3 separate regions of the Mus musculus genome follow, and regions 1 and 3 are each linked to region 2. The links are chromatin loops, found by intact Hi-C in ENCODE. Cell type or tissue: left cerebral cortex. All regions are shown on one strand.

The links. A loop is a pair of places that touch in the nucleus more often than their neighbours do. Peaks named below come from ENCODE experiments on the same cell type or tissue, not always from the same donor. Only the 100,000 strongest peaks of a DNase experiment are listed, where the experiment ranks them.
Region 1: a loop joins it to region 2, with 2.2 times the contacts of the local background. A loop is called at or near these places in 3 of 42 quality-filtered maps.
Region 3: it touches region 2 in a loop (3-fold over the local background); 6 of 42 quality-filtered maps call a loop at or near these places.

The regions. Positions count from the first base shown.
Region 1 is chr3:124,274,084-124,276,583 of GRCm38, reverse strand. No RefSeq gene overlaps it. Among named protein-coding and RNA genes, the nearest start is that of Tram1l1, 46 kb to the left of the region's middle. In left cerebral cortex, a CTCF peak has its summit at 1,397; a DNase peak (open chromatin) is centred at 1,470; H3K4me3 peaks cover 312 bases.
Region 2 is chr3:123,384,145-123,386,644 of GRCm38, reverse strand. Mettl14 (methyltransferase like 14) reads left to right here and starts at 655. Exons shown (of 11, transcript NM_201638.2): 1 at 655-883. The coding sequence starts at 818. In left cerebral cortex, no CTCF peak of the experiment used is centred here; DNase peaks (open chromatin) are centred at 639 and 1,063; H3K4me3 peaks cover 1,795 bases; H3K27ac peaks cover 1,202 bases.
Region 3 is chr3:123,445,443-123,447,942 of GRCm38, reverse strand. Prss12 (protease, serine 12 neurotrypsin (motopsin)) reads right to left here and starts at 1,030. Exons shown (of 11, transcript NM_008939.2): 1 at 307-1,030. The coding sequence starts at 784. The region is part of intron 1 of Gm35065 (a long non-coding RNA gene); the gene reads left to right. In left cerebral cortex, no CTCF peak of the experiment used is centred here; DNase peaks (open chromatin) are centred at 264 and 1,127; H3K4me3 peaks cover 1,613 bases; H3K27ac peaks cover 1,404 bases.

The DNA.
Region 1 (2,500 bases), 890 kb before region 2:
AGAGAAGATTTTTGAACCTAGAAAAGAGAGTTTGTATTCAGCAGGCTGATAGCATCGGTAATACTGGAGGAAATCTGCTGTGCCGAAGCAAATTCCGTGCTAGCTGTAAGATTCCAGATAAAAATACGGTCATGGTTTGTAAAGAGGAAGAACAATAAAATTGTATTGGTACAGATATAGGTACATGACCAAATCTGACCAATTCCATGTTGAACGAAAGCAAATGTTTACTGAAACAAAGAGTATCGTGGACTCACACACCGAGGATGCAGTGAGTGGGAGCCTGTAGCGTTGGATCGGTGCTCAGAAAGACTTGAGCTGCCCAAGAATACAAAAACAAACAAACAAACAAACAAAAAAGACCCCCCCCAAAAAAAACAAAAAACCTAGTTAGGATTTTAAAGCTAGTACAGAAAAATTCTACCCACCGAACAGTAAACCTCTCCACAAATGTCCTCAATCAAAGTAAATGACACGGGGTGTTTGCGACTCACTTTTCCAGTGTGGGCACGCGGTTCTCACTGAATGGCAGCTTCCCAGTGTGAAATCAAAGAGAAAATATGCTGAGCGACGTGACCCAAACTCAGAAAGACAAAAATACCCATGTTCTCTCCCGTATTCACACCCAAGCCTTTAATGTCTACTTGTATATATGTAAACAGATGTGTGTGTGTGTGTGGGGGGGGGGGGTAAATTCCAAATTCTAGAAAGAAAACCTCAAAACGGTAACATGAGTTGGTCAGGAATGATGGAGAATAAGCTAAAAAGTTGGGGTGGGAGGGGGGTGGCGGGGATTGCTACACGGAGAGAACAGGCTGTTTCGAGAGAGGCAGACAGAGAATCACAAAAACACATGCTACCTGAAAATGTCCTGCCTAGTACACTATATCCTATCTAATACATTATACACTGATTTAAGGAAATGTAAAAATACATATTTTAAAAATTGCTCTGCAGGGTTCCCAATGAAGGAACTACAGGAAGGACCCAAGGGGCTGAAGGGGTTTTGCAGTCCCATAGGAGGAACAACACTATGAACCAACCAGTACCCCCAGAGCTCCCTAGGACTAAACCACCAACCAAAGAGCACACATGGAGGGACCCATGGCTCCAGCTGCATATGTAGCAGAGGATGGCCTAGTCGGTCATCAATGGGAGGAGAGGTCCTTGGTCCTGTGAAGGCTCAATGCCCCAGTGTAGGGGAATGCCAGGGCCAGGAAGTGGGAGTGGGTTTGGAGGTGAGCAAGGGGAGTGGGATGGGATAGGGATTTTCGGAAGGGAAATCAGGAAAGGGAAAAACATTTGAAATGTAAATAAAGAAAATATCTAAAAACAAACAAACAAACAAACAAACACAAAAACCAAAGGTTTCATTTTTTGTGCCGTTCTCCTGTTCGGTCGCATGGGGGCAATGTAGCTCCAGGAACCGCATTTGCAATCGCGGCTGGAAACCCCAGGGAAACAGGAGCTGGTTTTAAAGCAGAAAATGCTTCCGCAGAATTCTCAGATCACACAGAGAGGATTTTGATGCTGCGGGACCTTCTAACTCAGAAGGAAGCTTCCAATCTAATATTCTGCTTTCTACGATCCGCACAGGGGGTAGATGAAGGCAGTTTTGACGACCCTTAATTCATCTTCATAAAAATCTATCTTCATAAAATACTAACTCCGCAAAAATCCCAAAATGAAAGACCGGAGAGACATTCAATAATTCAGAAGAAATAGACATATCATTAAAGTTCCACTTCATAATATACTAAGAACATCCTGAAATGGAAATAAACTGAAAAGTATGTTAGTGATTTCATATTAAATTATGAAAGATAATAGAAAATATTAAATAAATTCTGACAAATAAATTAAAGAGCCCTTAAAATAAATGAAATAAAGTGAATATTTTATCATCAATCTCTGTTAAGAAGAAGAGTATCAAGCGTATTTTTTTTTAAACTCAAAGAAATATGTTAGAAGTTGGTAAGTTAAAATGTAAACTATATCTGTCCATAGTCTTAAGACGGGTATTTTGGGTCTTATACAATTTTTTGAGAATCAGAGACAAAGAAAATATCCTATCCATACACAGCAGTGTACTACAGTTTTAATATTGTGAACACAATGCATGACAACTTAAGGACGGAAGGGTCTAGTTTGGCTCACAGTCTGAGGGTCCAGTGCACCACCAGGGCAAACATGGCGCAGAAATACAAGGCAGCGGTCGGTCTCACTGCATCTGCAGTCACAAAACAGGGCGCAGGGACCACTGTTACTCAGCTTTCTACCTTTCACTCACTGGAGGATTCTAGCCTATGGCATTGTGGGTCTTGCCTGTAGTGAGGATAGTTCTGCTCGCCCAATCTACAAACCCCTTATGCACACTCACAGTTTTGTTTTCCTGGTGATTCTGGGTCCTGTCACTTCAATAATCAGCATTAAGAATTACAAGCAGAAAAGTATAGAGAAATTAAAAGTCCATTGCTGATTTGGAGCCAGAGAGCGGGCT
Region 2 (2,500 bases):
CTGTTTGTGTGTTTATGAATGACAGGGTTTCACTACGTAACTACCGCTATGTTTGCTTGCATTTATTTATTTATTTGTTTGTTTATTTATTTATATAAATGAGTGAATGACAGGGTTTCATTACATAGCCTAGGCTCCAAACTCCTGGGTCCTCCTGCCTCAGCCCCCCAAGACCCTCTTTCTCTGTTCTTATTTATTTATTTATTTATTTATATAAATAAATGAGTGAATGACAGGGTTTCATTACATAGCCTAGGCTCCAAACTCCTGGGTCCTCCTGCCTCAGCCCCCCAAGACCCTCTTTCTCTGTTCTTTTACAAAAGCTCGCTAACTTGCCAAGGTTACTGAGCGGCGATCCAGTCCTTCACAAGCCGGTCAGTATTGCAGTGAAAGAAACCCACAAGCATCCCTCAAATATTAAAAAGCCAGGACTGGCAGGCGGACAATTGGTTAACGGGAAAAAGAAAAACTTCTTTTATGAGCAGGAAAAACAAAAAACAAAAAAACCGAGCCTAACCCTTCAGGAAAGACTTTAAGCACTAAGAAGATAGCCAAAAGCGGCTCCTCGCCCTCAACCACCACTACATCCCCATTGGGTCTCGTCGTGTGACATCATATCTTCGGCGTCCTGGAGGCGGGACTTCCTGTTCAGGCATAGCCTGTTTCAGGCGCGCCGGAAACTTCCTCCTGAGGGACGTGAAAGTCTCCGGGTCAGAATCTCTGCGGGGCGGGACCCGGTGTTTCCTGGTTTGGCAGGTGGATTTGCATTTTGGCGGGCGCGGAGTCTGTCGGGGTGGTGAGCAGCCGAAGCTGGGGCATGGATAGCCGCCTGCAGGAGATCCGGGAGCGGCAGAAGTTACGGCGGCAGCTCCTAGCTCAGCAGGTGTGCGGCGGGTGGGAGGGAGCATTAGTGCGCGTGCGCGGCCGCCTCTTTTAAAAAAAATTTTTTTTTTTTTTTTTTTTTTTTTTTTTTGGTGAACTCTCACATCAGCATCTGTCAAGGTCTTTGTCCCGGGACTTTTATTCCCTAGTCTACTCGAGTGCCTGTCAGAGTCATTACGTAGAAAACCAACCGCTGCCAGGCTTGGGCTTTCTGTCCCCACCGTGGCGGGCACGGACTTGAGTGGTGGGGGTAGACTTGGGAATTGTCGATGAGTGCAGTGCTAGTAGTTGCTACAAGAGCAAGTGGCAGTTTTAGCCCTTACATTTCACCGTCACTGTTGAAGCAGTGTTTCATGTCTTGCCTTTCTCCCGCGTCAGCTTCAGATTCTTTATTTTTTTTAAGATTAGTTTTTATTTTAAATTATGTGGGGTTTGTCTCTCTGTGTGTATATATATATGTGCACGTGAGCACAGCGCCAGAGGTGTTGGATCTTTCTGGAGCTGGAACTACAGGTAGTTGTGAGCCTCCTGGTGTGGGTGCTTGGGACTTGAACTCAGGTCCTTTGGAAGAGCAGTGCATGTTCTTAATCTTTTCTTGATATTGGTTTTGAAGGAAGTTTGATTATTTTCTTGAGATCCTGTCGAAAGACTCATTGGAAGCCACCTAAGTTAGAGCAAATTTTAGATTCTGCACTTAGAACACAGTCTACCTTCAACCAAACGTTTGAATCCTTACTTGGTAATTTATTAGAGACAGGAGGTGTTACGTTCACTAGTACATTAGGACTAGGTTTCCAAATTTTAACGTTTTTCCCTAGCCAGCCCTCACCAGAGAATTCTCTAAGATTCCTCTCTCTAGAGATTACTTTTCAAACCTTTCGCTTTCATTGAAGCTAGTGAATGAAGATGTGAGTGCTTGCCGTTTAGTAGACCATTCATGCAGGGAATACATACTACAAGTTGTTTTACTTAAAAATCTCAGGCTGTTTTCATTACACCATACAAATCAATATAAGTAATGGAGGGAAATGCTCAAAGCTTGAGTGAGTAAATTTTAGATTTCCAATGAGTCTTTCTCGCCAGGATCTCAAGAAAATAATACAAACTTCCTTCGACACCAGTCTCGAGAATGTGAAGGTGGGCTAGAGAGAGAGGTGGCTCAGTGGTTAAGGTAGAGCGCTGTCATTTCTCATTGCTAAATCTTGGGTTCCTCAAAGAACTTTCTGAAGGAATGACTCGTATTCTGAGATGAGAATTACAAATAGAGAATCAGACAATGCTCTAACTATCGGAAGTGAGTGTTCTGTCCTCTGACCAAGAAGTCGAGAAGATTTTTCTGGAGGAGGTGAACCTGATGAGCATTTCATTATTGGAAGAGAGTTTTCACTGAAGAAATGAGGGCGGCCATGTGAAGTGGTGCAGAGTATTTTGTTGTTTATGCCGCTAACTGGCAGCACTGATATTTTGAATACCTGCTTGCTCTGGGGCTAAAGCGACCACTAACTGCAGATTTTCTTATGCCGTGTTTGTACCTAATACTGCAGCGTTCCTCCTGTGTCCTCAGTCTGACTTGGAAGGTTTTCTGTGAATCGGCTCTATTCAGCTCAGCCTTTGTCTA
Region 3 (2,500 bases), 61 kb before region 2:
ACACACACACACACACACACACACACGTTGACTGGACAGACCTCTTCTAGGTGCTAGAGTTGAGCACCCTATGCAGCTACTGTCCCCGTGACAATCGTCACAGGATGCATGCTTTCCTGACTGACATTTACTGTACAAATGAATGCACTTTACTAGTTATCGGGCTTCCAAGCCCACCACCACACCACAATGCAAGCTCTCAACCCCTTGTCTCCAGGTACACAGGTCAGGTACACAGGTACGGTCCGGAGTCAGGCTGCCTCTGTGCCAGTCCCTAGCTGTCACCTCTGCCCGGATGCCACTCACCTTGACCACAATCGCAGTAGCCCCAGTCTACTTTGCCCTGGGCATTCCGATAGAAGCACCAAGGTCTGCCCGAGCCATCCGGGCTCCGGCAGAAGTTGTGCGGCTGCCCTCGCAGCTCAGCCCAACTGGCCGGGGGCGACCGCTCCAGGAAGGGCGGCACCTCGTCCCAGTGTAGACACGGGACGCCGAGGTTGGTGGCATTGCCCCACGACTCTCCTGCCCCGCAGCGGCGTGGAATCGTCGGGGGCGTGTGCCCGGTGCTGAGGACCTGCGGGCGCTGGGCAGCGGGGATCCGCAGCGGGAGCGGGAAGCGCGGGGTCCTGGGTGGCCGCCGCGAGCTGGGAAGGTAGTGCGCGTGTTGGGAACGCGGTGGGGACGGATGCGGGCGGTGAAGGGGAGAGCGCGAGACCGGATCAGCGCGGGCCACTACAGACAGTGCCCCTAAAATCACAGCCAGCACGCAGCGGGCGAGCGCCATGGCTGCGGCGCCGAGTGTGGTCCATGCTGGGCTCCGGGTCCCCGCGGAGGGGGCGGGGCGGGGCCGGCAGAGTCCTAGAGCCCCCTCCCACGCTCGCGCCGCCGCCCTGCTGTCCCAGCCCCCGGGGCAGCTGGAGGATCACACCGGGACCCAAAGGGTCAGCCCCGCGAAGCAAAGGCTGGAGCGCCAGAGGCGATGAGCGCCAGGAGCTCTGTAGCCCGGAGTCCGACCTCCACCCCACCCTCGGCTGTCAGGCGGAGGCGCGGGCTCTCGGTGCCAACGCGGGGGAAGGTCTAGGCTGCCGGTGCCAACAGGCACCACCACAGCCCTGTCTGTCGGCTCCCGCCTGGCACCGGTCCCTCCCGTTCTCGGTGGTTCCGTGTGTGTTTTGCAATCTCTGGAGAAATGTGGATGGAATTAGATGCACCTCTCTGCCTTGGCGTTTCGCAGCATAGAAGTTATGAAAGCCCACCAGGAGTGTTAAAACCACTTGGCAGAGCTGAGTCCTTTAAGATCCCAAGCTTCACACCGTGTTCCGACGAACGTTAGAGGAAATTAAATGCCCGAGTAGATCCAGCAAAAGGAACCTGAACCTTTCTCCTTCCTGCCTCCCACTTTCCACCAGATGCCCTGGACACCAGTTGTTAAGTTTTAATAGGGATTCATCCTGATCTCCAGCCTCCACAGACGCTGTGTCCCTGCGGCACCTGCCTCCTGCCCACAGGGTCGGGACTTGAATTAAGCCTCTTGATTTGCTGCCCCAGGCAAGAGCTAGCTTCCTCCAGCTAGCTTCAATAAAAGTAGACTCTACCTATGGGAGATGTTATTAATTTCTCTGATGGTTCAGTACACCACTTCCAACATCCCCCTGTGCCACTCCGAAGCCTCTAGGTTTAGGACTTTAAGAATTAGCTGGGGCTGAAGGCTTAGGGTTGCCGATTGCTCTTGTCCATGCCACTAAGTTAAAGAAGAAACAGGAATTAGGATAGGAAGATGACAAGCTTGCTTTCTGGGATGTTGATGTTTCAGCAACGAAGGGACTCCGTTCCCTAATGTGATGCAATCCAAAGAAAACTTGAACAAAATTTAAATGACCATTGTTAAAATCTAGGTTTTATTCAGAAACTGGAAGTGATCCTCGCACCTGGCTTTAAATAATTCAACTTCACTTAATATTTTAGGAATCATTTCACTGTGTAAAATAACTGTCAGAAACCCAAGAATGAATGCATTTGTCAATTTTTAAAAGTTTTTATTTGTAATTCATTTTTACACTCTATATTCCATTCCCCGCCCCTCCCCATCCACCCTCCAATTGTTCCACATCCCATAACTCCTTCCCACCCCATCCCGTCTCCACATGGATGCCCCCACACCCCACCCCACCTGATCTCTAAACTCCCTGGGGCCTCCAGTCTCTTGAGGGTTAGCTGAATGAACACAGACCTGAAGTCCTCCACTGTATGTGTGTAAGGGGCCTCATATCAGCTGGTGTATGCTGTATGTTTGGTGGTCCAGTGTTTGAAAGATCTCAGGGGTCCAGATTAACTGAGACTGCTGGTCCTCCAACGTAATCACCCATCTCCTCAGCTTCTTTCAGTCTCCCCTAATTCAACAACAGGGGTCAGCTGCTTCTGTCCATTGGTTGGGTGCAAATATCTGCATCTGATTCTTTCAGAGGGCAGTCATGATAGATCCCTTTTTGTGAGCATTCCA